2 separate regions of the Mus musculus genome follow, and region 1 is linked to region 2. A link is a loop called in an ENCODE intact Hi-C map of the cell type or tissue named here. Cell type or tissue: heart. All regions are shown on one strand. Links, peaks and the distances in the headings refer to the core of each region. The heading gives the core; the rest is flanking DNA.

Evidence for each region. Hi-C counts contacts between places; a loop is a spot of excess contacts. Peaks named below come from ENCODE experiments on the same cell type or tissue, not always from the same donor. Only the 100,000 strongest peaks of a DNase experiment are listed, where the experiment ranks them.
Region 1: it touches region 2 in a loop (10-fold over the local background); 6 of 42 quality-filtered maps call a loop at or near these places.

The regions. Positions count from the first base shown.
Region 1 is chr17:21,573,489-21,586,564 of GRCm38, reverse strand. Zfp948 (zinc finger protein 948) reads right to left here. Exons shown (of 6, transcript NM_001002008.2): 3 at 12,609-12,708; 4 at 3,423-3,535; 5 at 1,659-1,785. The coding sequence starts at 3,452. Among named protein-coding and RNA genes, the nearest start is that of Zfp948, 13 kb to the right of the region's middle. In heart, for the core only: a CTCF peak has its summit at 6,847 (motif pointing right); no DNase peak of the experiment used is centred there.
Region 2 is chr17:21,225,346-21,238,421 of GRCm38, reverse strand. It overlaps Vmn1r234 (vomeronasal 1 receptor 234), which reads right to left and starts at 9,596. Exons shown (of 1, transcript NM_134198.2): 1 at 8,606-9,596. The coding sequence starts at 9,596. The coding sequence ends at 8,607. It also overlaps the pseudogene Vmn1r-ps147. In heart, for the core only: a CTCF peak has its summit at 6,607 (motif pointing left); no DNase peak of the experiment used is centred there.

The DNA.
Region 1 (13,076 bases), core at 2,944-10,943, 350 kb before region 2:
ATTCACTGTAACTGTATATAGTTCTTCAGGTGACAAGCTGCTTTTGTGAGGATCTATACAGAAAGATCTATACATGGGTCAGTGATTTCTAATACATAACTCATCTTTACTGAAAATGTCCAACTTGGCATTCTCTGAATTGTGTAAAAAGTTTAATCTAATCTCAGGCTCACACTGTTTGTACCTCATTTGCTCCTGGCAGGTAACCAGGTCTACTCTGCACACAATAATCCATGTTTTCTGTGAAGAAACCTATGACCAATGCTAGAATTTTGGAAAAAAATACAGATGTCTGAGACAGTGCTGGGCTCAGTACATGAGAAGAACACAAAATAGGGGAAATATAGGAATGAATTCTCAACTACTATTTCCAATTACAATCTGCAGCATATTGTGGGAGAATTTTCAGTTTGCACATCTTGAGTTCTTCTTACAAGTAAAACAATGTCAATTGCAATGATGGCTATGGAACTTTAAGATATGGGTGGAAACAGTATGTGCTACTGAATTTCTGAATGAATCTTCAAATCAAAATCAAGGGTACATGGCACCTCTAAAATGGTAAATGAAAAAAAAAAAGTAAATATCATGGAAATGTTTTCTTTTACTTAACAGTTCTTTTTGTTCCCCCCTGATTCTCTGGAAATTCACATCACGCACCCCAAGTCCACTTGTTTTCAGAACCTTCCCAATCTACCTTGCACCTTTGTAACCTACACCTCAAAAGACAATAAAAAATAAAACTTAAAATTAAAAAAAAAATCTAGCCATTGCTCTGGCCAACAATCTGCTCTTGTATCAACAGTTTTACTTGCAAATATTTGTGGCAATGAGTCATTGGTCTGGTTCTAGGTCTCTGGCTTTTTCTACACCACCAATTCTGGACCCTTGTAGAGGCTCCTCTTAGATATCCTGCTGTTGTCATGAGTCACTGAAATCCTGCAGCTTTGGTTCAATAGGACTGGCCCCTCCACATGTTCCAGCAGTTCATAAATGGGGTAGATATTGGGATGAGCTAAATCAATGTCGTGAAACTTTTCCTGGGTAGTAACTAAGGTAGTCGGCCCTCCAGTTCTTCTGCACACACATGCCATGTAGGCCAGCCCTCCTCTGCTGCCTAGGTGAGGAGCAGGTAAAGCTCTCCCAAGTAAAAGTCTAGGTTGCACCACCAGGAGGTTGCTGATAAGAGGCAGAGCCAGCTTAGAAAGTCCCTAGGACATCAATATGGCCTCAGGGAGCAGCCCAGACCACAAAAATCCATATGGCCTGTAGTGACACATGGGCTGCAGACATTGATACAGACCCATAGTGCCAGTGGGGCCACAAACCAAGACAAGGCCTAGATATCACCATGGCCTCAGGTGACAGGCAGCACAGGCCTCTCACATCAGGCTGTTCCTTGCTGCAATCAGATCTCCACTTCCAGTTCTTCATAGTGCACAAACACTATGCTTCCTTTGTCTCTACTTTCTCCAGCTCATAGTTGCTCATAATAGTGGTGCAATCTGGCTATCTTGGAAAATTTCTTTTTCACTACCTAGACTTCTGGTTTGTTTGTTTGTTTTTTTTTCCATGGCTGCTTACTAGAGAGTTTACAAGCTATAAAGTCAGTAGTTACAAAGGAAGAGTTAGGAACTGTAGAAGAAAAATGTTCTTACCCACAAACACCAGGTTGCTATAATTCTCCACCATCACGTCAATGTACAAAGCCCTCTGAGCAGAGTCCAGGCACTCCCACTCCTTCTGGGAGAAGTCCACGGCCACATCTCGAAATGTTAACAGATGCTGAAAAAAAAGTTACACTTTGACTAGTGTTACAAGGTAGAATGCTTTCTTGGATATACAGAGACAGAATGTAGATGAGTGAAGAACATTGTTATTGGACACCATCAAAAAATTAAAAAATTTTTAAAACAATCAAAAAATGATTTCCAGTATAGTTAGTCACATTCTGTAGTGAATGTTCAAACTCTGTGAAAGGAGGATGACATGTTTTATAAGTAGTATCCAAGAAACAAGACACAAATTTAAAATATTGACATAGTTATCTACTTCTTATGTATTCTGAACTCATGTGCCCCAGGATCACAATGTTCCTGTCTCAGGACAGGTCATGATGAGGAATGTGCTTTTAAATGCTCTGCCTGAAGATCATCCTAAAATGCATACACTGAGTCAATCTTCTCTGTATTTGGGCCTTGACATAATCTATTCTAACAGGCTCAGGTATGATTTTTAAACTATAATATTTAACACCACATGATTAAAAAGCAAAGGGGTAGGTATGGAAGGCAGAACTCATGAGTCCTTTTTAGGCAAAGAATTATGTTATTTTTCCACAGTAGCAAGCTTGTTAAGAATACTACATATTGATAATTTTAAGGGTAACATATAAATCAACTATATAGAGACAGAGATAGAGATAGAGATAGAGATAGAGATAGAGATAGAGATAGAGATAGAGATAGAGATAGAGATACAGATAGATAGCTATTGGGACCACTAACAAGCAGATGGAAAAATCTGCCTTAGCCGCATTTAACATGATAGAAACTTTTCCTGAGCATGTAAAAGAGCCATCTTAGACAAATAACAATTTCAGAACCCTACAGCTGCAAGGTAGGATTGAATAGCTATCATTCAAGTAAAAAGTAACTAGAGCAAAACCACGATGAGAGTATTTTTTTCATATCAAATGTCACTAACAACTTATTCACATCCATCAGTCAATGCCCATAAGACATTTGTAAGGATGCATTCCACATAATTCTACACAATGAGGTCAAGCCCAAGTGTTCTGCTAGGTGGGATGTTGTCTGAGATACAAACAAAAGAAAAGAAAAAAAGTAAAAAATACTGATCTCTCTACTCTGGAAAGTTACCACTGAACTTCTTAGACAAGTGTGTGATTCTCCTGAGATAAACAGATATGAGGTGCTAACAAACATGTAGACACATCAACACTAACATGATATTAAACACCAAAGAGAAATAAATACAAGTAAAATATAATCTCAGCCTACACTCAAGAACATCAGTTTCATGGCACAATTAAGCCACATATACCTGCCATGAAGGTAATGACCACCTGTTATAAAAAAAAGCTAAGTGCTTTCCTTCGTTCTACTTCTGTCACAAATTTTTTGGGGGTCTGGTGTTGGATTAGTACACAAACATATATTCGATAGTGAAAATATAAAATCACATCTGAGGCTCCAGAGCTTCTGTTCCTAGTGAATATTGATTGCATAAAAATGCATTGTGTTGTCTAGACTCTAGGTCTGCTGAATTGAAGTTTGTGATTTTGTTGGTCTGTTTATAACAATTTCAAAATAAATATTAAAAAATTACCAGGAGCAGAAAATTAAGGTCTTGTATCCAACTACAACACTTTTAGAAATAGACTGGAAATTACTACTGACCTTGGACATGTTTACTGGAGATTTAGCCATTTCTTTCTGTGTCTCTTCTTTGATTTTCTCTTTGAGGAAGAATGAATAGTTGGCTAGTGGTCCTTTAATATCAATGGGTCAAACTGGAAAAGTAAAATTAATACTGAATGTTGTTAAAAAAAAATCAATGGGAGATCACATAAAAAGGCCCAAGCAACAAAATACTACCTGGTGTCTGGTCAGTAATCCCAGAGCCAGGCGAGCACGGAAAAATATTTAAAACTTGGAGAGAAAAACACCAGCAACTATATTATTGCACTCAGAAAAATATTCTCTCGAAAGAGGGAGACAGAAGTGCATTTGAAGATAGTCATGAATTAACACAATTCATTTTACTAAAGCAGCATAGCACATAATAAATTAGAGGCAACACATACACAGGAGAATTTGAGAAATTATTTAGAAGAACATGGGAAATAATACATTTCATATGAAGAATAGATGAATACAGGAGAATAGGGAAGTAATCAACCAAACTCAAAGGTGCAAGCCATTCTTTCTCACATTAAAGAAAGAAGAATTCTACAAATATTCTAACCAGCAACAACATTTAAAAAAAACATAGGGAATAAAAACACTATAAACAAAATAATAGCCATTCTATAAATCAATATAAAGAATTGTCAGTTAAATAAACAAACCCACAGGTTAAATAAATCTCGTATGTAACCCAGTTCTTCTACTCCTTAGAATATGCTCAAAGGGCTCAACACCCTACTCCACAGATATGCGCTCAACATTGCACATTGACGCTAGAGTCATAACAGGTACCAAATGGAAGAACATAAATGTCCTCCAATTGAGAAGTAAAAATGTATATGTACACTAAAAAATATTATTGAAGTGTAAAGAAAATTGAAGTCACGACATTTGCAGGTAAATGTGTGGACTTAGTACAGATCACACTGAGTGGAATAAGTCAAACCCAAAAGACAGATACTGCATGTTCTCTTTCATAGAAAGTTCCTCCCTCCAAATCTTCAAATGTGAGTTCACAACCTGGAATAACTGCACTAACCAGAAAAGTAAAACTGGGAATGAACGATCTTAAGGAGAAAATGGAAAAAGTATGAGAGGCATTTATTTATAGAGAAGAGCAAGATATAAACACAGCAAGAGTAACATAACAGAAAAGATTTCTAAAAACTCATGAGAAATTATGGTATTATCCTACCATAACATATGTCTACCATACATATCAGTCTGGGAAAGCATACACATGTGAAGTGTAAATGAAACTTCCTTGGGCTGACAATGTTCTCTACACAAGCCATATATTTTCTACCAAACCACAGTCACACCACTGATTGTCAACAGACCACAAAATAAAAGACAACAGTTTGAACATTCCTGCTGGTGCACAACTTTAATGTGAGCACTGAAGAGATAGAGGTGGGTGGAAATCTGTGAATTCCAGGTCAGCTTGGCCTACATGGTGACTTCTATGTAACGGTTTGGCCATGTGTCCAAGTGTCCATGAGCAGAATGCTTTTGTTGAATCAGGAAGACAAGAAGATTGCAGATGCTTTTTTGATATAGTTGAGTTATCATAATTATTCACAAGATGCTTCATAATATTATTTCTATTATATGATACCTTTTAATTTTGTTCCTATCTCTCTTCCTTTCTTTCTTTTTTTCCTCCAAAACAGGGTTTCTCTGTGTAGTCTGGCTGTCCTTAAACTCTGTAGATCAGACTGGCAGAGAACTCCAAGATCTACCTGCTTCTGTTTCCTGAATGCTGGGATTAAAAGTGTGTGCCACCACCACAAACTGGTTTATAACATCCTTTCTAACTGTGAAAATACTGTGACCCGATTCCCTCAAAGAACATACTGTGATTTCCAGACTCTAATTTACAACATTAAGAACTCAGTACAAGACACATTTCTTTTTTCTTTTTTTCCTTTTTTCCCTCCTTTTCTTTCTTTCTGTCTTTCTTTCCTTCCTTCAATCCCCCCTCTTTCTTGTAGTTACTTTTTTTTTCTCCTTGATTTTTGAGACAGAGTCTTACCATGTAGCTCTGCCTGTCCTGAAATACTACATAAACCAGGCCAGCCTACAACTCATTGAGACCCAGCTGCCTTTGCCTCTTGAGTGCTGAGATAAAAGCAGAGCCTCATCAAATCTGGTTGCACACTTCTTACAACACTGTATTTACATCACAGATTACATACGTTTCAGATGGAAAATTAATGATGGATAGACAGTTTACTTTTAAAAGTTAGTATTTACATCCATACCTGTAGAACTCACAAACTGTATTTTAGATTCAATTAAATTTGCAGGAGTTCCTTTCATGACTCCTATCTAAAAGCTCTCAGGAAATCCAAGTCCCTAGGTACATATGCCACTCTCTTGAATAGGGAAGTGGTAGATCACAGATATTATAATGGATGATTGTAAATTTCAAGCTTTGTCCTTTCCACCACAGCAAAGAGACCGCGTTGCAAATATCAACAGATAAATTCAAATATTCTACTGGTTTATTCTTATAAGCATATCTAGCAGCCATAAGATTGATTTAGAAATAGTATTATTCCAGTTAATATTATTGAAAATTTATTGACAGCAAAAATTTAGAGAGCTGTCATCTTTATGAACAATAGAGAAAATGATCACTCTCTCCTCCCTTCCTGCCTGTTCCTGTAGTTCCTCTGATCTAGGAGGCTCATGGACCCAGTGCATCTATTCCCATCTATATGGTTGCAGACTGCTGAGTCTCCCAGGATGACCCACTTGGCACCTGCAGCTTAGGGAAGTGTTTGGTCCCGAGGTACCCCTACTCCCCCACCTCCTACCCCCACCCCCTCAAGTCCTCTGCAGTCAGGTCTCCACTATATGACTGCCCACGATGCAGCCCCCCCCCCCCCAAGAGCTCAGTACAAAATCAGGTTCTTGATACTTCTGTCTTTGACTCTTTAGTCCCACTGCCTATGAAAAACACACATTGTTTCCCAGTTTCCCTGGCTTCATTCCACTAACCCCACCTACACTATACCCTTCCTCTAAACTAGGCCAATATGCCACAGGGAGACTGATCCCTCCTACTCAGTTTCATGCTTCCTTCAACACAGGTTCAGCTGCCAAGCTGCCCTGTACTTGCTCTGCACAGCTGCGTGCTTGCTCCCAGCCTAGACTCAAGTGGATTGGGTAGGATGCTGCATCCCATTATCTGACCCCCATTGTGAGTTCTGAATCCTCAGATACCAGATAGGCAACCTCAGACCTTTATCTGACTATCAGCCTCTCGGTCACATACTGGATACCAAACAACAAAAGGCTAAAATCAGGTGCCAGAGTCCCATCCCCCAAAAACAAACACGAGAAGAAGGGAAAGGGAGCAATCTCATGTAGCCAGTGGTTGGCCCACAGCTATCAGCCCAGACCTGAACTCATCCCACTGTACTACTTTCACCACTAGATGGCGGTCTTGTCAGTAAACTAAGAAACAAGTTACACTTCTGTGACTCGTGCAAAAGTGAGAAAAAAAAACACAGTTTCTTCCTCTCTCTCTCTCTCTCTCTCTCTGTCTCTCTCTGTCTCTCTCTGTCTCTCTCTCTCTGTCTCTCTCTCTCTCTCTCTCTCTCTCTCTCTCCCCCCCCCCTTTCTTCCTTTCTTTGCTTCTAACGGAGTGGTAAACACTGAAACTCTTGGCTGTCCCAGATGCATAAAATAAGTAAGGTCTCAAAAAGTCACCTACACCATTCATCTCTAGCTGTGGAAACTCCAAGGAAGAAGTGGTTATGCAATAAGAAGGGAAAGAGGGGAAAGGCTAAGATACACCATTCTCTCGACTCCATACAACTATTGTAATCAGTAACCAACAACAACTGGGCTTTATCTGTACTGGCCTCACACAAGACCACAGTCATTCTAGGAAAGGGAACAACAGCTCACTTTACCTCTCAGACATTGGCTATGGATAGATTCAAGGAGAAGAGTCATGGCCTTTAGTTGTTATCCTGTGCTGAGCACATCAGGCTCCAAACCCACAGTCTCACAAATGGCTCTGGTTCTGAAAGAACCTAGTGGGGAAACCCCCACTCAACTCTCGATTCGGCGTGCACCCAAGAATCACAAACAGAACAGAACGCCTTGATGTAAATACACGAAGTAGTTTAATGACAGAGCTCCGGACCAACATGTATCTCACACAGGAGATAACAGATGTAGGCCCCAAGGCTCAAAAGTTAGGGGTTTTTATGGAAGAAAAAGGGATAGGGGTACGAGGAATTTCAACAAAGGTATGGGATTGGCTCATTCAATCATTAACAGAAAGATTACATGTCAGCAAAAGGGCATCAGGACTTTGTTCCTGTGGGCTGGGGGCTTATCTTTGTTCACATAGCAACTAGTTGATGTATGACTTTACCCCGCGTCAAGGGGCAATAGACAGAGGGGAGGTTCCGGCCAGATGGTGTTGACTCAGACAAGATAGCCCTGCTTGTGTCCTTGCATTCCTTCAGTTCATCTCTGGATTACAAGCAGTATGAATAGAGATGAACACAGTAGAGTGACTGTTGGAATTGTGGACCAGGATAGTGGAGAGGTAGGAGGTAAAAATGGGCAGTATTAAATGTGCCCATACAAATGCACATACACACATACACACACACATTCTGCATCCATATGCGTATGTTACACACATATGTATGTCAGTGTTAAATAGCTAATGATAGAAGTTTGAGAGGACCATTCATTCATTCAAGACAGGGTTTTCTGTGGAAATGTGTGTTTAAAGGCATGTGCTACTATGCCCAGCTCAAATACTGCTTTTCTTTTTTTCAGATTTATTTTTTTTATGCATGTAAGTACACTGTTGGTGTCTCCAGAGACTCTATAAGAGGCCATCAGATCCCATTATAGGTGGTTGTGAGCCACCATGATATTAAAAACTAGAGAATCGCTGGGCAGTGTTGGTGCATGCCTGTAATCCCAGCACTTGGGAGGCAGAGGCAGGCGGATTTCTGAGTTCAAGGCCAGTCTGGTCTACAGAGTGAGTTTCAGGACAGCCAGGACTGCACAGAGAAACCCTGTCTCAAAAAAACAAAAACAAAAACAAACAAAAAAACCAAAACCCAAAAAACTGGAGAATCAACTTTTGAAGTCAGTCTAGATGCCCCGATAAATAAATGAATAACTGAAAGAAAGAAAACTTCTATGTGACCTAATTACAGCACTAATGTGTGATATTATTCCTGTGGAAACAAGAACAATCATCTACTTATCCCAGATAAGGAAATAATAATAAATCAATGTTGGGGAACCAACAAAGTCCACCTTAACGAACCAGTGTGGTTTCTTTTTTAGTCGTGTTGTCTGCATTTATGTCTGTGTATGATATGTGTCCCTCGTCCTCGCAGAGGCCAGGAAAGGGCATTGTAGATTCTGGAGTTGAGCTGAGAGATTGAGCGCCCATGTGAGGATGCTGGGAAAATAAAGTGAATCTTCAAAGGAACACACAGTATTCTTAACCCCTGGGTCATTTGTAAAGCCCAGTGGATTACTGAGTTTTATTGGGGTGACTTATAAAAACGTGGGTGAGGGGGTTTCTGATAGAAACAGAAAGGATTCAATGATAGCTGCCACCTGTGAGAGTCATGGATAATAAAGATGGAAACCTGGGGATCAGTGCAGTTCCATGCATCTCACCTGAGTTGAGAAGTGATCTAATAAGCCACTTCCTCCATGAGCGTGCCTTGTGCTCCAGAGTCCAGGCAGCTTGACCAGTGTCTGCTTCATGGCTGGTCTGAGCATCTTCTGTAAAACTCATCTTGTATGACCCTGTCAGCGGTCCTTGCCAATTATGTAAGCTTGAGGCAGAAAGGCGATAGTGAATCTTGCCAGTTTCTGAGACTTCCTAAAACTATTAAGTTTCCTATTTCTGAGCATTGGGGAGAGTCTCTATAGGTTGGACAGTTCATGGCCCATTCACTCCCTAGCCTTTAAGGCATCCAGTTAATTTTCCTTTCCTATAACACCCTATTTTTCTACAGAGTATCCTTCAACATGAAAAGGTTCAACCTTAGAGAACTCTGATACACAGTAACCTATCTTGGTTACTCCCTATCAAATCCAGGGAGTTTCTATCTTACCAATGATCATTTGCCCATCATGTTCTTCTTGCTTTATTCACAATGTCTAGGCCTGCAATCAACTCAGTTATCCATCACCTGACACATAGGCAAATAAAAATTTTTTATAAAAATATGATATGTATCTATAGAACATGGTATATTATTCAGTTGTAAATAAAAATGAAAGTGTGAAATCTGGATGTAAATGTAGGCAATTGGAAAATATGGAGACTTCTGCCAACTAATCCCCAACAGTCAAACAGCACACATTTCCTCTCATATGTGCATCTTAGCTTTAATGTTTCTGTTTTATTTGTTGAAATAAGACTGCATGTAGATGCTAGGAAGTTAGAAATGGACCAATAGAGGGAGACTCAGAAAGAAAGAATGGATAGTAGGTTATGGATGATATGAAATTAGAGAAGGCGAATACTGGGGAAGAATGGTTCAAGTACACAGTGAAGTAGTGGAAAGGAGAAAGGGCTGCTGAGTGGTGAACCCAAAGGAGACGTCTATAAGGAAGATACATAGGCCCCTATCATTTTGCAAACAAACTAAAAAATTTATAATGACAGGATGGTATCACATGTGACATGAAAGAACTGGGCATAAAGTAAAACATGTTTTAAATATGAAACGGGGGATGGGGCAGGAAGAAAGGAGGAAGAATGGCTGGAGTAACCAAAAGGATATATGAAGTTTTATGAAATTTGACTATTTTACAAGTTAAAGAAAATATCACTTATAAGCCTTTTTGACAGAAGTATCCCACATGGGTAAATGATGCTCCTTCCAGACAACAGGGGTACTGAGTGAAACTCTCTACCAGGTACCTATTATCTGCCTAAGATTACTAGTCAAGGAGTCTCCAGAGGCACTCCAAACAAAAAAGGCCATTGCCAGTCCTTTTGCTGGCAATCATAAGTACATGGAGTTGCTGAAGACACCTAAAGCTTTGGGTTGGAGATACTGAGAGTACAATCTTGAAATCTATATCCTTCACTATCAAGTTACTGGGTAACAAGTATGCATTGGAGCTATACTGGCATGACTGCTTAAGAGTAGCTAACCTCTCTCTTGACCAAACTTGAAGCCTGAGCTAGAGATGAATTCATGCCATGGCCAAAACCCAAGTCTTGGAAGTATAAATCCAAGGGCACAACTTATTGATGTTTTCTTAACAAATACATTATTAACCTGCCATCTAAATATTCAGATTTATAATTAACAGTTTGCACTACTTTCCAGTCTGGTAAAAGAACCCTCCTCTTCTTGTAGGAGGTGGATAATGAAGAGACCCATAACTGTGCAGAAAGTACTAAGAACGAGGAATTGTGTAAGATAGGACCGATTACCATTTCATCATAGTTAGCAGAGGATCCTCTAGTCTTGTTTACCTCAAGGGGTGTGGGGAGGACTGGCTGTTAATGGCAGCTATACGATTTTTAATTTAGAGTATTGGTTAATACTTCCCAATTTTTCTTCTGTAGTGTAAAATGAATTTCTTTATACCTTCAGAGATTTCTTCCTTATTTTTTTAACCACTTTGGTTTTTCTTGCATGGGATTTTTCTGTGTAGTCCTGGCTGTTTTAGAATTTGCAGTGTAGACCATGCTCACCTTGAACTCAGAGATCCACTTGCTTCTGCCTCCAGAGGGCAGGTACTAAAGGTTACACCAGGAAGCCCAGAATAATTGGGGATTTTTAAGCTCTGTCTGAGCATGCCTGTGATGTCACATACATATCTCATCTACATCTTCACACTTTCTTATCTTCTTACTATTTGTAAGGTTTGACTCTACTATGATGATTTTGAAGATGAATGAGAAATGATACTTTATTAGAGTACTTTTATGTGTTTTCTCTCTTGATGAATTTCTTTTACGTCAGCAATTTCAGCACTAGATAAAGGCTTTGTTGAATTCAATGCACTTGGTGGGTATAATTTTCAATGGGAAGCAAGACTTGGAGATTATATATGACATACCTTTATATGGATTCTCAGAAGTATGACCTTTGTGATTTACAACACAATTAGAAGTCTTTAAAACTTATTTAATTACCTTTTGTCATTATTATTTTTTGAGATATGGTGTATATATAGTTCATTCAGGGTATCCTAGAACTTGCTATGTAGACCAGAGATCTTGCCTTTGCCACCCAAATACTGGAATTAATGATGTGTCCCACCTTGCCTAGAATTATGAACTTTTGATGCTAAACAAGATGAATATTTTTACTACAGCTTTTCCCAGGAGCTAGAGAGATGGCCTAGTGGTTAAAACCACTGGCTGCTCTTATGGAGAGTATTGGGATTCACCTCCCAACACACATAGCAGTTCACAACTCCCTTTAAGCATAGCACCAAGGGATCTATCTGATGCACCCTTTAGTCCCCACAGGCATCAAGCATGCATGTAGTACACAGTAATACAAGCAGAGAAGTACCCAGACACACACACACACACACACACACACACACACGAGAGAGAGAGAGAGAGAGAGAGAGAGAGAGAGAAAGTAACTTCACACAGTTCAATTTGCAAATCATTGTTTTAACTGAGACTCATATTTTCTGAGGTTTAAAGGCTAATTAAAGGCTTTCTCATGTTTCTTATTCTTATGGTTTTACTATGAATATCATGGGATTTATAAGCAGAGAGCATACTGGATAAATGCTATGTTACATTATTTAGAATGGTATGTTTCTCTCTAGTGTGCTCTAAGGTGAGAGCACCTAATCAAAGATTTGTCACATTCAGTACATCTGTAAGTTCTCTCTCCAGTATGAACTCTCTGATGTGTTCTAAAACATGAATCTTGGGGAAAGAATTTCTCATATTCCATACCCTTGTATCAAATCAAATGAGAGTCTCTAGACTTTTTGTTCCCAATGACTAATGTAACCAATATAAAATTTCATTCAGTTGGGTAGACTGGGTCTGATTATTTTCAGTGTTTGATTCAAATGTGTTTTATAATAAAGTTAAAAAACAAATTATCAGAAGCAGAAAATTAAGGTTTGTAGTGCTTGAAAATATAACATTTCTAGAAAAATGTGGACATGACCACTGACCTGGGACATGTTTACTGGAGAATCAGCCATTTTTTTTTGTTTGTTTGTTTCTCTTCTTTAAATTTCTCTGTCAGGAATGATGAATAGCCAGCTTGTAGTCCTTTCATGTAAGGGGTAAAAAAAAAAAAAAAAAAAAAAAAAGAAAAGCAAAAATCAATACTGAAACCTATTAATGAACAATGTCAAACCACATTAAAAGATCCAAGCACAATAATACTACCAGGTATCCTGACAATGATCCCAAAGCCAGGAGAATATAGAACAAAATTTGAAGGCTGGAAAGAAAAATCACCGACAGCCATACCGTTGCATCCAGAAAAATAGTCTCCTTAAATTGATGCAGAGATAAGTGCACAGTCACAAATATAGTTTCAAGATAGTCACAAATCAACACAATTCACTTCCCTAAAGCAGCATAGTACATAATAAATTAGAAGCAAGATTTACACAGGAAAAATAGAAATATTA
Region 2 (13,076 bases), core at 1,956-9,955:
AAGCAATAAATTGGAAGAGGAAGGTGAGAATGAAAAAATGTAAGATCCACAGGAGATGGAATCAGGAATAGGTAATGACAATGAAGACTGCCACAAATGTTCTGCAAAGTTGTGGATAAGTCTGGTAGGTTGGGTATTAGGGGAGAGAGAGAGAGAGAGAGAGAGAGAGAGAGAGAGAGAGAGAGAGAGAGAAGATGAGACATGTTGCCGACTGTTTTTCTGCACACAACTGATTTTTGGTTGGATTTGGGGCCTACATAATCTTAGGCCCAAATATAACCCAATCTTACACAAGAAACCATGGAAAAGACCTTTGGCTATCCAGAGCATTGACCTCAGTGGAGACAGAAGCACTGTTATTTTGTCAATGAGATATGATGGGCCTTTCAAAATGCTGCTCAAACTCTTGTATATTCACCCAAATATTACTTTTGGTATTAGCTAACTCATGGAGAGAAACTACTAGTGTGGTGTGTGCTATGGTTAGTTTTTGGTCTCAAAAGATATCATGCCACGTTTCTGAGAAGAAGTGCTGCCATGAAGTAGTTTCCTACTATCAACAAAATTGAACAGCTGTCAAAGACCAGGGTAAACTGAGGCAGGGTGTAGTGCTGGCAATTGAATAGGCCAGCAAGAATACTCCCTGGGTAGTTGAGAAAGAATTTCTTTAGGAGCTGCAAGAAACTGGTGAAAAAGTCTTTGCGGGCTTGCAATAGGTCATAGAAAAAACTTGTTGAGGACTGCAAAATGCCAGTTAAAAGAAAAAAAGGTAGAAAGATTCACACACACACACACACACACACACACACATGCACACTCACACATACTGGATGAATGAAGCAAACTTCAACAAGCTCTAACCAGCAAGCTCTAAAGAACAAGTGTCAACAACTTCACATATACATACATACATACATACATACATACATACATACATATGTACTGTCTTAGTCAGGATTTTTATTCCTGCACAAACATCATGACCAAGAAGTAGTTGGGGAGGAAAGGGTTTATTCAGCTTACACTTCCATACTGCTGTTCATCACCAAAGGAAGTCAGGACTGCAACTCAGGCAGGTCAGAAAGCAGGAGCTGATGCAGAGGCCATGGGGGGATATTCTTTATTGGCTTGCTTCCCCTGGCTTGCTCAGCCTGCTCTCTTATAGAACTAAGACTACCAGCCCAGGGATGGTACCACCCACAAGGGGACCTCCCTCCTTGATCACTAATTGAGAAAATGCCTTACAGCTGAATCTTGTGGAGGCATTTCCCCAACTAAAGCTCCTTTCTCTGTGATAATTCCAGCTTGGGTCAAGTTGACACAAAATTAGCCAGTACACATACATATATACATACATACATACATACATACATACATACATACATACATACATACTGTACTGGCTTGTTTTGTGTCAACTTGACACAGCTGGAGTTATCACAGAGAAAGGAGCTTCAGTTGACGAAATGCCTCCATGAGATCCAACTGTAAGGCATTTTCTCAATTAGTGATCAAGGGGAAAAGGCCCCTTGTGGGTGGGACCATCCCTGGGCTGGTAGTCTTGGGTTCTATAAGAGAGCAGGCTGACCAAGCCAGGGGAGGCAAGCCAGTAAAGATCATCCCTCCATGACCTTTGCATCAGCTCCTGCTTTCTGACCTGCTTGAGTTCCAGTCCTGACTTCCTTTGGTGATGAACAGCAGCATGGAAGTGTAAGCCAAATAAACCCTTTCCTCCCCAACTTGCTTCTTGGTCATGATGTTTGTGTAGTAATAGAAACCCTGACTAAGACACATACAAACATACATACATACATACATACATACATACATACATACAAATACACATTCACATCATGAGTGGATAGAGCAAACTCCAACGAGTAGGCTCGAGCCACTGCTTTTTCTTTCCTACAGCTTATATGTACCAGTAAAATCTGGCAAGCAGTATAGAATTACAATGTGATATATATTTTGTACATTAAAATGCCCATTTTATTTTTCCTCTAGGGAATAAGTGTGAAAAACAGTATGTTCCCTAATACTTTCACATTACATAGCAGAAGTAAAGAAAACAAATTTTTCTCAAGACTCCAAGTACATTCATATCTAAATAACTTGTTATAGGCTAACAGTGTAAGCAATCAAAGTAACTTTTTCAGTTGCCAATTTCTGTTGCCAGCAGATAGGAAATTACAGTTACAAAGAAAGAATCAATTATGTAATTTTAACTTATAAAGTGATTTATAAAAATCTTAAATGAATCACAAATCTAAACTTTTATATAAAAAAATAGTCATTTCTTCTTTAAGTCATAAGAATGCACATCTACTCATCATCGACTTTTAATATATCACACAAGGAAGCTGAGGCAAAAATGTATCAAGACATTAATTACCACCTAAGTTGACAGGCCTGTCTCAGTAAAATTCACATTAGCCAGTGCTAGTTAGTCTTCCAATAGTTTTGTTCCCTGACCTCAAAATGTCTCTAGGTCAACTATTAAGAGTATGTGTGGATGCTTCAGTCCTATTTAGAAGAGGGAACAAAATAATTACGGAAGTAGAGGGTGGGAGGGACTTATGAGAAATAGAGGGAAATGGGGAAAAGGATGTCTAATCAGGTATAAGAGGGGATGGGGGAATGCACAGAGGCTCTCTGTGAATGCACAGGAAATTGAACAGAGGTGTGTAGCAATGGGGGATGGGGAACTGGGGTAGCCACCAGAAAGTCATAGACACCAGAAAAGAAAGAGGCTCCCAGGACCCAACAGTGATGGCATTAGCTGAAATACCCAATGAAGAGGAGGGAGAACCTGTAGAGACCATATCCAGTTGTCCAGACCAGCAGGACAGTCGAACAGGGACTTGAGGGGCCACCTGGAAGAGAATGGGGCACAAAGAAACACAAAGAACAGACAGCAAGACTAGTTTCTGTTCAAGCTGACAAATTTTTATTTTTCCCACACAGGTTATATACTCATAGGAACAGGAGGGGAATGTAGGGGGGTTGCTTTGTCTCTGGGTAATGCACCTATTCCCAGGAACAGAATAGTGACTGGGTAAATAGTTCAGCAGGAAGATCAGAGCAGAAAGGGTTATTACGCATCTATCTACAAGATTGATAGCTATTTTTTTCTCTGCTGACTTCCAGATCTGTGTCTATTTGTACTCAGGTGGACTAGTACTTTCCCACAGAGGCCAAGACTTTGTAAGTAAGCACTTATGGCTGACAAGTCAGCTAATATTCAAACAGGATCGCTGCCAACATCCAGTGGTGCAGCATGGCCTCCAGGTTGAGGAATGGGGCCACCTACCCACCTCCAAAACTTTGACCCAGAACTGCTACCGTCTAAAAGAAATACAGGGACAAAGAGTGGAGCAGTGACTGAAGGAAAGGCCATCCAGAAACTGCCCCACTTGGGAATCTATCACATATGCAGACATCAGACCCAGACACTATTGCTGATGCCAAGTGCTTGCTGACAGGAGCCTGATATCGATGTCCCGGAGAGACTCTGCCAGAGCCTTTACAGACAGATGAGGATGCTTGCAGCCTTGGACTGAGCACGGGGACCACAATGAGGGAGATAGGTGAAGGACTAAAGAAGCTGAAGGGGTTTACAACCCCATAGGAAGAAAAACAATATCAACCAAACAGACTTCCCCACAGTTCCCATGGACTAAACCACCAAAGACTACACATGGAGGGACCATGGCTCCAGTTGCTAATGTAGCAGAGGATGGCCTTATCTAGCATCAATGGGAAGGGATGTCCTCGGCCCTGTAAAGGCTTGTGCCCCAGTGTAAGGTACCACTAGGGCGGTGAGGTTGGAGTGGGTGAGTGGGTGGGTGGGATCACCCTCATAAAAGCAGGGGGAGAGGGATGGGATGGAGAATTTGCAGCGGGGAAATCAGGAAAGGGGATAACATTTGAAATATAAATAAATAAAATCTTCAATAAAAAGTTTTTTTTAAAAAGAGAGTGTGCATTTTTGAACTTCAAATTTCTCCCTAAGATTTTCTATTTCACAGTCACTAGCAAAAACACCCTAACTAACTTCACTAACAATTTTATCTTTCCAAATGCATACTAAGTGAGATGGCCATTACTAACAATCTACATGTCTATGTTCTTTACAGGGGTGGTGATTGAGTCATTAATTTGCTCCTGCAGCAATGCTTGAAAATTTTCAAGTATCATTATTGTAATTGCCAATGATAATGTTCAGTGAAGGGATGGAGACCACTTACAGATTTTGTATAATTCTTACATTAAGTTGGATGTGAAAGAAACAAGCAGAGAAAAACTCCAGAACACAAAGGCCACTGGATACATAGTACTCAAGAATGTGCCTCTGAGGCATACCTATCTTAGTTGTGCTAACTAATGTGCCATATTCCTTGAGTTTTAAAGGTGTTTGTTGTTCCTCCTGTATGACCTTCAGAAACACACATACAAGTATGTGTGTGTGTGTGTGTATGTGTATATGTGTGTATATATATATATATATATATATATATATATATATATATATTCACACACATCACTCCTCCAAATTGCTGCTATACTGAATAAGAAAGGGAGAAATACAATAAGAGCTAGAAAAAAGGAAATGAGTTTTTTACTGTTTCCTCTGAATTGAAATATCCATTCCATCATGAGGAAGGTGATCATAGACTTAGAAGGATTCTAAAGCTTTTTGTTGTCATATTGGTGAAACACTGAATGACTCCAGACCACAACACTGTAAGCAATCCCTTTTCCATACTTCTTTTAGTGGTCCTAAAAAAAAATCAATTTGTTTTCCAAGATACAAGGATTTTTGTGGGTTTGCTTTCTATGTGTATTTAAGTTCCCCAGGAAGAGCCTATCACAAAATAGTCTAAACACAATTCTAAAACTTTGTTCTGAAATTTGTTTCCTCTCCGGGGTAAATAGATATTTGCTCATGTTTCTTCAGAAACAGTGTCACTATTTAATTTCTTCAGACTAAAAGGGACTCACCATGTCTGAGAAAGAAGAACAAACAGCCCTTCTAAAATTATCCCACAAAATAGAAAACTGTTGTAGCTGTACTCTGACACCAAAATGAAACTAGTGAAAATTTATGTTTCCTGGTGTAGGGCCTAATTCTCAGAACAAGCCAAGACCCAGCTTTAAATGCCATAGCAATCCAGGGCTTACATGGGAAAAAAAACATATGGCTACACTTTAGTAGAGTAAGCAACCTTGATTACAAAAGCAGAAATAGCAGTTATCCTTGTGACCCATTCTTTTGTAGAACAACAAAATTGCCAACCCCAAATTGTTCCTGTCTAAAAGAATTGCAGGGACAAAAGTGAAGCAGAGACTGATGGAATGGCTGACCAGTGACAGGCCTAATTTGGGATCCATCTCATGGGCAAGCAATAATCTCTAACACTATTACTGATGCGGTATTGTGCTTGTACAGAGGAACGTAACATGGCTGTCCCCTGAGAGACTCAAACAGCTTCTGACTGAGACAGATGCAGATACTCATAGCCAAGCATTGGCCTGAGATCAGGAACCCAGATGGAAGGATTGAAGGAACGGAAGGGGATCCAACTCCACAGGAAGACCAACAGTGTAAACTAACCTGGACCTGTGGGAAGTCCCAGAGACTAAGTCACCAACCTAAGAGTGTAAGACCTCCTTTCGGGGACCCCCACTCTAGTCTCAGGAGAGAGAGCACACCCAAAGAAACATGACAATCCTTCTTTCTGCAAACACACGAGGCAGTTTAATGGCAGAGATCCGGGTCAAAAAGTATCTCAAGCACGAGACAGAGGATTTGACCCTGAGGCTCGAAAGCTAGGAGTTTTTATGAGGTAAAAGGCTTAGAGGTGGGGAATTCAGCATAGTGACACACTATTGGCTTATTCAAACATCAGCAGAAAAATTACATGTCAGCAAAAGAATACGTGCAGGCCAGGGTGTCAGAGTTCTGTGATTTGGATTTTTTTTTTTAATGCTAGCAGAGTATCTGGTTAATTTATGACTTTAAACTGTGCCAACGGGCAATGGGCAGAGGGAGGTGCCGGGCCAGATGGTTGTTGACTCAGTTCAGATAGCCCTGTTATGTCCTGACATTCCTCTTTATCTTTATGGCCAAGCTGTTCCCAGGAATGCTTTAATGATGGGGGCATGCCTGGGTTTGTTCTTCTTTGTTCTCAGCCCCAGGCAGCCTCTAGGCTCACAAACAATCAGCAATTTCTTATCCTGAGCTTATCCCCGTCCCGCAGGAAATAAACACAGGACACGCCAGATTCTTCCGTGGTTAACTTACTTCATAAAATATTGAGGTAGACAAAGAAGGCTCAGAAAGTGTGTGGCTTAAATACCCTTAAGGTGTGACGAGTCTAAACTAGGACCGGTAGCTACACCCACGATACTCATGCCCCCTGGGGATAGGCTAAAGCCCCCAGGGGTTGGGCTAGTGCCCAGGGAGATGGACAGGTGCCCCGGAAATGGGCTGGTGACTTTAGGCGGGCTTTTGCTCTTGCAGCTGTGCACCATGAGCTCAATCTAAACTGAGAGATCGGTTTGGCACGATGGAGGTTTAGCACCATCTAGTGACGGCATGTATATTGCGGCTTTCCACAATTTCTGAGTACTTTATATGACTTACAGGTCTTGAAATTTCATCTTTCTTTCAAGAGCATACATGGGCTGGACCATAGACCCTGGTACATATGTTGCAGAGGTCTGCCTTGCCTTGTCTCAGTGCTAGAGTATACACCTAATCCTGTAAAGACTTGATAAACTAGGGTAGGGGGATACCAGGGTTGGGTACCGTCTCAGAGGCAAAGAGGATGGAGGATGGGAAGACGAACTTTGTGAGAGGATACAGCATTTGGGATATAAATAAATAAAATAATTAATAAAAAGCATAGCAGACAATTTTTTCGAATAGTCTTCAGTGTCTGAGACAAAATGGAATCGGCTGCCAGGTTATACCTTGTATAAGCTAGGAACTTTCATGATGGAAGCGTTTTTACCTTGTGGCTTCTCATAAAGTAAGTTTAAACTTTAAGTATTCTGTTAGCCATCACAACAGTAACAGGAAGAGAAGAAAAGCAACTACATCACTAACAGAAACACAGAGATTGAAAAGGCCATGCTGAAGCTTTTTTATGGCTTTTTAGAATTCTCACCTGTCTACCAATTTCCTCTAGGCAGAAAGAAACAGAAGCCACCACCCACAACAGTTGACTTATTGTTTAATAGCACTGAAGAGAGGATCTTGCGATCCTTGCAAGTTTCTTCTTTCACAGACAAGGAAAAATTGTCTTCTTCCTGATTCCAGGGACCTCATCTCCCCCATACTTCTTCCTGAGAGAATGTTTCAATTTAGAGGAATCTACTGTACTATGAAGACAATCAGTAGCAAACAGCCACAATTAATCCTTGGCTGAAAGTTGTATTGAGAGGTAAAATCCCTGAAATTCCTTCCTGATGCTTGTTTGGTTGTTGTCAGACCCAGTTCTTTGCAGCCACAGTACAGGTAACAACTCCACCTGTGAGATCTTGATTCTAACCAAGGAAAAGCATGATGGAAAATGGAATAGTCATTTCCAAGGTTGAAGTTCCATGCACAGTGTACTTTTACTGGGAAATGTTCTTAACAACAAGAAAACTGACATTCATGAATGCTTCAGAGATACAAACTAATAACTGAAAATTTAATCTAGGAAAGGAATTCAAGCTTGTCATGTCCTAATTTAACATTTTTGATACTCATTCAATTATTTTAGATTTTGACTGTTTTCAACCGTAGTATGCATTTAATTTAAATTCCAATTATGTGTACATCACTATGTAAGCAATTAAAAGTAGTGAAAATCCACATATAGAAAAAAGTTGTGCTGGACAGTGGTGGTGCACACCTTTAATCCCAGCAATTGGGAGGCAGAGACCAACCTAGTCTATAGAGTGAGTTTCAGGACAGCCAGGGCTACACAAAGAAACCCTGTCTCAAAAACAAACAAACAAACAAACAAACAAACAAACAAACAAAAAAGTTGTATGGATGGCATAAAGCATATATCACATGGTGATGAGCACCCTCCATATTTCCACCCAATTTCCAGCAAGACAAAATCATATTGCATGGACTCAAGTGAAATATTGTGGGCATTAGTTACAAGGTTATTTTAACTAACACCACTAATATGAAACATAGGGAGAGCAATGAAAGAATTTCAGTTTATTTTCATTTTCACTCATGCCCCAGAAAGAAAAGCCAATATGAAATGCATTTTGTTTGAAAGCAATTTGTTATTGTTGTAGTTATCATTATTTCAGTTTCTAAAATTCACAATTATTTGCATCCTTCTATACCTTGTGATTGATATGTTCTGTGCTGTCTTCCAGTGGTATTTCTTGATGGATAGTAAACACAATTTCAGTAAATATGTGCTGACTTGTTCTTATATGAAAAAAAACAAGCAAAAACATACACATACCTTTAGCACTAAATATTGTTATACAAAATATAATAATATTCCTATTGAATACAAACATTTCTCTGAGCATGATAATTAATGTCAGAATTCCATAAGTGTTTGGAATACATAGGATGACCTTTAGGATTTTTGATAGTTTACCCAAGCAAAGCAATGGATGGATGTGCTGGAACCATGTCTCATGAGCAAGTAGGGGCTTACAGAAGCAAAACACATTGAGAATATTGCATGGATACTCACTAGATGCCAGGTAAGATTAACTAAAAAGTTTAAACAAATAGTTAAAAGTGTGGAGAGTGTATAGAAACATACAAAGGTACTCACTAGGAGAAGAATGGTTTGTGTTGCTCTGGACTCATGGCTGGATCTAGGGAAAATATTGCTCCTAATCATATGTTCCATCCTCTGCCTGTGCCTGTGCAAAATGAGAACCATGGAACCACTGGAGCACAGCATGAAAAACATGCACACAGCACCAGGGATAATCACGTGTGCTGCATGCAGTACTTCAGCAGTTTTGTCAAAAGAAAGAGAAGAACAGTAACCCAAGTCCTTGAGATTTGTGTTGTTAACATTGCACAATTTTGCAGACATATACTTAAGGGAAACAATGCTAAAAAGGAGAGATAGAATCCAAGTCAAGTATAGGGAAGAGCTGATGCACTTGGGTGCTTTTTTTTTTAAGATTGTCCAAATGGCATCCTCTGGGCTGATAGTGATGACCTGGAAGACACTCAATAAGCATGCACTGCCGAATGACACGCCTCTTCCCACCCTATGAAGGTAGGAAAGTAGTTTGCACTCAAAATCATTGAAGAAACATTGAAAACCAAAAGCTGCCATTGCTTGTGGAACACCTTTACATAGGAGAGTTAAGAAGTTGGACACAATCAAGTGCATCAAAATCCAGTCCATGTGCTTTAATTTGTATGATTTGAAGTAAAGCACTATATAATTGTAGAGGAGACACGAATTGCCCAAAACTCCAGCAACAGTCTGTGATACCAAAATAACCCCTATAGCCATATCACCAGAAGTGATTTGATGAGACCCTTCTGCCTGATCCCGAGGATTCTGCATGAGGAGGTAGGCATGGACTACTTGCTTCATGTTACTTAAAACCTGGCATTTGCCATGCAAGTTATTCTCACTAGAATTAATAAGTGATTCACTGTGATTTTTTAAATGTATAGATCCTAGATTTCTAAGAAAAACAATGTATAATTAGTTGACCCTTCTAAACCTATAAGGTATATATTATTACTTAATGGGTTATCAGTGAAGATGAAGGAATCTGAGTTACATACAGTATAGTTGAGATTTAGAAATTTTGCTTGTTTCAGGATACTGAGAGGCATATCTGGCTAGGTGGTGATATTTTGGGTGTATAACCATTTCACATGCTCCATTAGTTCTAGTTATTTATTGGGCTTTTCAGGTATACTTGTGGAGTATTTGCCTCTAATTTCTTATGTTCCTATTGTGTCACATGTGGCTAGACTTTCATGATTTCTTTCTATTTCAAGTAACCATTGGTTTGTGAATATTAATGGTATAGACCAATATAAATTATTAGTGAACATTGAGATCTGTTGATAGAAGTGCATAAGCTATTCTATCAAAAAACTCAGGGTCCTGAAAGATTATATGTCTTTGCAATGAATAAAGTGCAGCATGAGTCAAAGGTGTTGACCTAGAACTCACTTATTTCATATAAAGAAAAACAGCACATCAAACAATCACAAGACTTGTTGGTTGATCAGTGGTCAAAGCATCACCTTATAAAACAAAGAAATCACACAATAGCAAAAATGTATAGAAAGGAATAAATACAATGCTTATTTCCTGGGATGAACTGATGTACCAGTCATTAGCTGAGCTTAGTAGTGCTAGTAGCATTGAAGCAGGTTTTCATTCTGATTTTTATAACAGTTTATGTACACAAACTTGAATGTTTGTAACCCAGGCATGTCCCGTATGATATAGTTTTTTTCAGAACTCATTTCATCGGGTGTACTTATCAGCCCTTACTTTTTTCACCAGTATTAAGTAACCAGAAAAAGAAAACAAAGGAGTCTTCTGAGACTTCATATGTTCACATATTCTTCTCTATCAACAAAGAACATCTTAAATCGATGAAAACATTTTGTGGCTCCCATGAAAATTGATGCTACAAACTGTTTACTTTTGTGTTAGCTCTTGCTGAATGTCCTCACCAAGGCTACAGACAGAAATAGACTCTTGGTTAGAGATGGGAATGTTATCCGGATGATTACTACTAGTATCTCACTTACCTGACTCATTTTCATGGTTTTCAAAGTTATCCAGGCTTTTCATTAATCATTCTTGTTGACACTTCACCAGAAGAATCCTAAACTAGATTTTTCAGGGCTACTAACATTATACACATATTCCATCAAGGCTTGATTTCTAGTTTGTAATGAATGTGCAGAAAGTATCTCGGTGTGCATAAAAGTGTCAGTTTCAGTAGCAAGTGTTCCTTGGGAATTTGGTTGAGAGCTACTGCAAGGCCACACTGCCAGGGACCTCTGTTCCTCACTCTAGTCTGCTTTCCCTTAACACCTCTCTTTTACTTAACACTGTCGTGTGCTTGACAATCCTTCTTCCCTCAGGCCTTTCTTTCTTATTGACTTTCCTCTTTCTGGTAACGTTCAAACCAAACAAACTAGACTTCAGCATTGCTGAGTTCTTGTAATTTCCCCCCCCATAAAACTAGTTGTTTATTTAATGAAAAAAGAACTGGTTACTGTCAACCTACAGTGTTCTGTTTTCGATCTGGGTTTAAAGAACACATCAATGGACTGCTTTGGATCTGAGTTGTGTTTCTGCACTTACTGAATAGTTATGTGTAAATTATGGTTAATGTGTACTCAATATACAATTTGATCTATCGTGATTATTAATGTACTTTGTGCGCTGTGTTTGTCCTTGCTTAGTGGATTAGATTCCACTGCCTGAAATAAACACTTGAGGTGGAAAACAAACAAACAAAAAAAAAGTGTCAGTTTCCAAAAAGTCTGAATAATAACGCAGATGAAAGACACTTTTCTACAAACCTAGACACTTCCTTCATATTCATTACAAGCTTGTAAACAAACCTTGGCAGAGTATAGGTACAGTGTTAATAACTCTGAAAATATTGTTTAGGATTCTTGTCCTAGAGGCTCAACAAACTTGATTAAGAAAAATCCTGGATCACTTTGAAAACTAGATTTCATAGCTATTTGGATTAGGTGGCAATGGCCTCTATGAGTGAAGCTTATGCTCAGTCATGAGAATCAGGGTATGTCTAGAATCACATGTCTCTTGCTGCTGTGCTTCCTTTGCTCAGGAGCAATTCTGCTTTCTCTGTTATGAAACAGCTTAAGTCTCAGATCCAGTTTTACTCAGGTGATGACTTACCAGAATGTTGTTAGTGTATTTTCTTCATAAACTCTGATTGCCAGACAGGTGTTAGAAAATCACATCTCTATCTCTTCTAGAATTGTATTCTCAGTGCTCTAGTCTTGGTAAGTTTGTTGCCTTAAATGGTGGGCAGTGCCTGAAATGTGAATCTGTTAATCTTTGATCTCCTCTCCCCTCAGTCTTGCAATTATTATTTCATCTGCAATAGCAATGGACACAGAGCCTTGAGAAACAAAAAAACTTAGCTGAAAATTGTTTGCCACTGATAGCAATGATAGAAAACAAGGGCCAATTTAATATTCTTCTCTATTAAGAGGTTACTGTTGAAGTTGATCTGGTAATTCTTAATCCAGAGAGGAAAGCAAGATCTCACAGAGAGCAAGCAGGAAATCCTGAGGTCTGACATGTGATGGCATGGCAATGAGCTACGAATGTCTTTACTTCCCTGAGGAGGTAAACTTATTTATCTTATAATTGGGATACCCATGGGGATACTAGAAGATAGTTTTTCTTCATTGGCATTCCCTCTTCCTTTATTTAACAAAATATGTGCTTAAGTACATAGATGGAATCCTCACCCACAGGTACATAGTCAGAATCTTAGTCATTCCCTCCAGAGAAATACATGAAGTGATGTCATATTTGAAGTTAAGAAATTTTCTTAGAAGTTTTGGATGTAAATTAAATTTCTACCTTCAGAAATTGGGAAGTGGTGTGCTCATTGGCTGCAACTGCCTCTTCAGGCCATCTCTATGCCTCTCCATTGGCATCGTTTGAGGTGAAAACTGTCAAGTATGTAGGCGACTCCAGGCTCCTCTACTATGTCTTGATCATGATGCTCAATATCATGGTTCCCCTGTCTGTAAGTGGAAAATGGGGATATGGTAGTAATATCAACAAAGAAGATTATTGGTATCATACACCAACCCCCCAGTATATGTCAGGTATTTCATATACATACTATTGGTAGTACCCCAGGACTTTCTGTGTGTGGGGGCGGGGCTTAGGTTCTGTTCCAGAATCTGTTGGGGATTGTTGTATATAAATACTAAATTGTGAACACCACGATTTGGTTGTACCCAGATTGTGTGAACCTGACATTGTTATTTAAACTGTGCTCCTCAGTATAAGGCTATTGGTTAAGTAAAATGGCTACAGCCAATA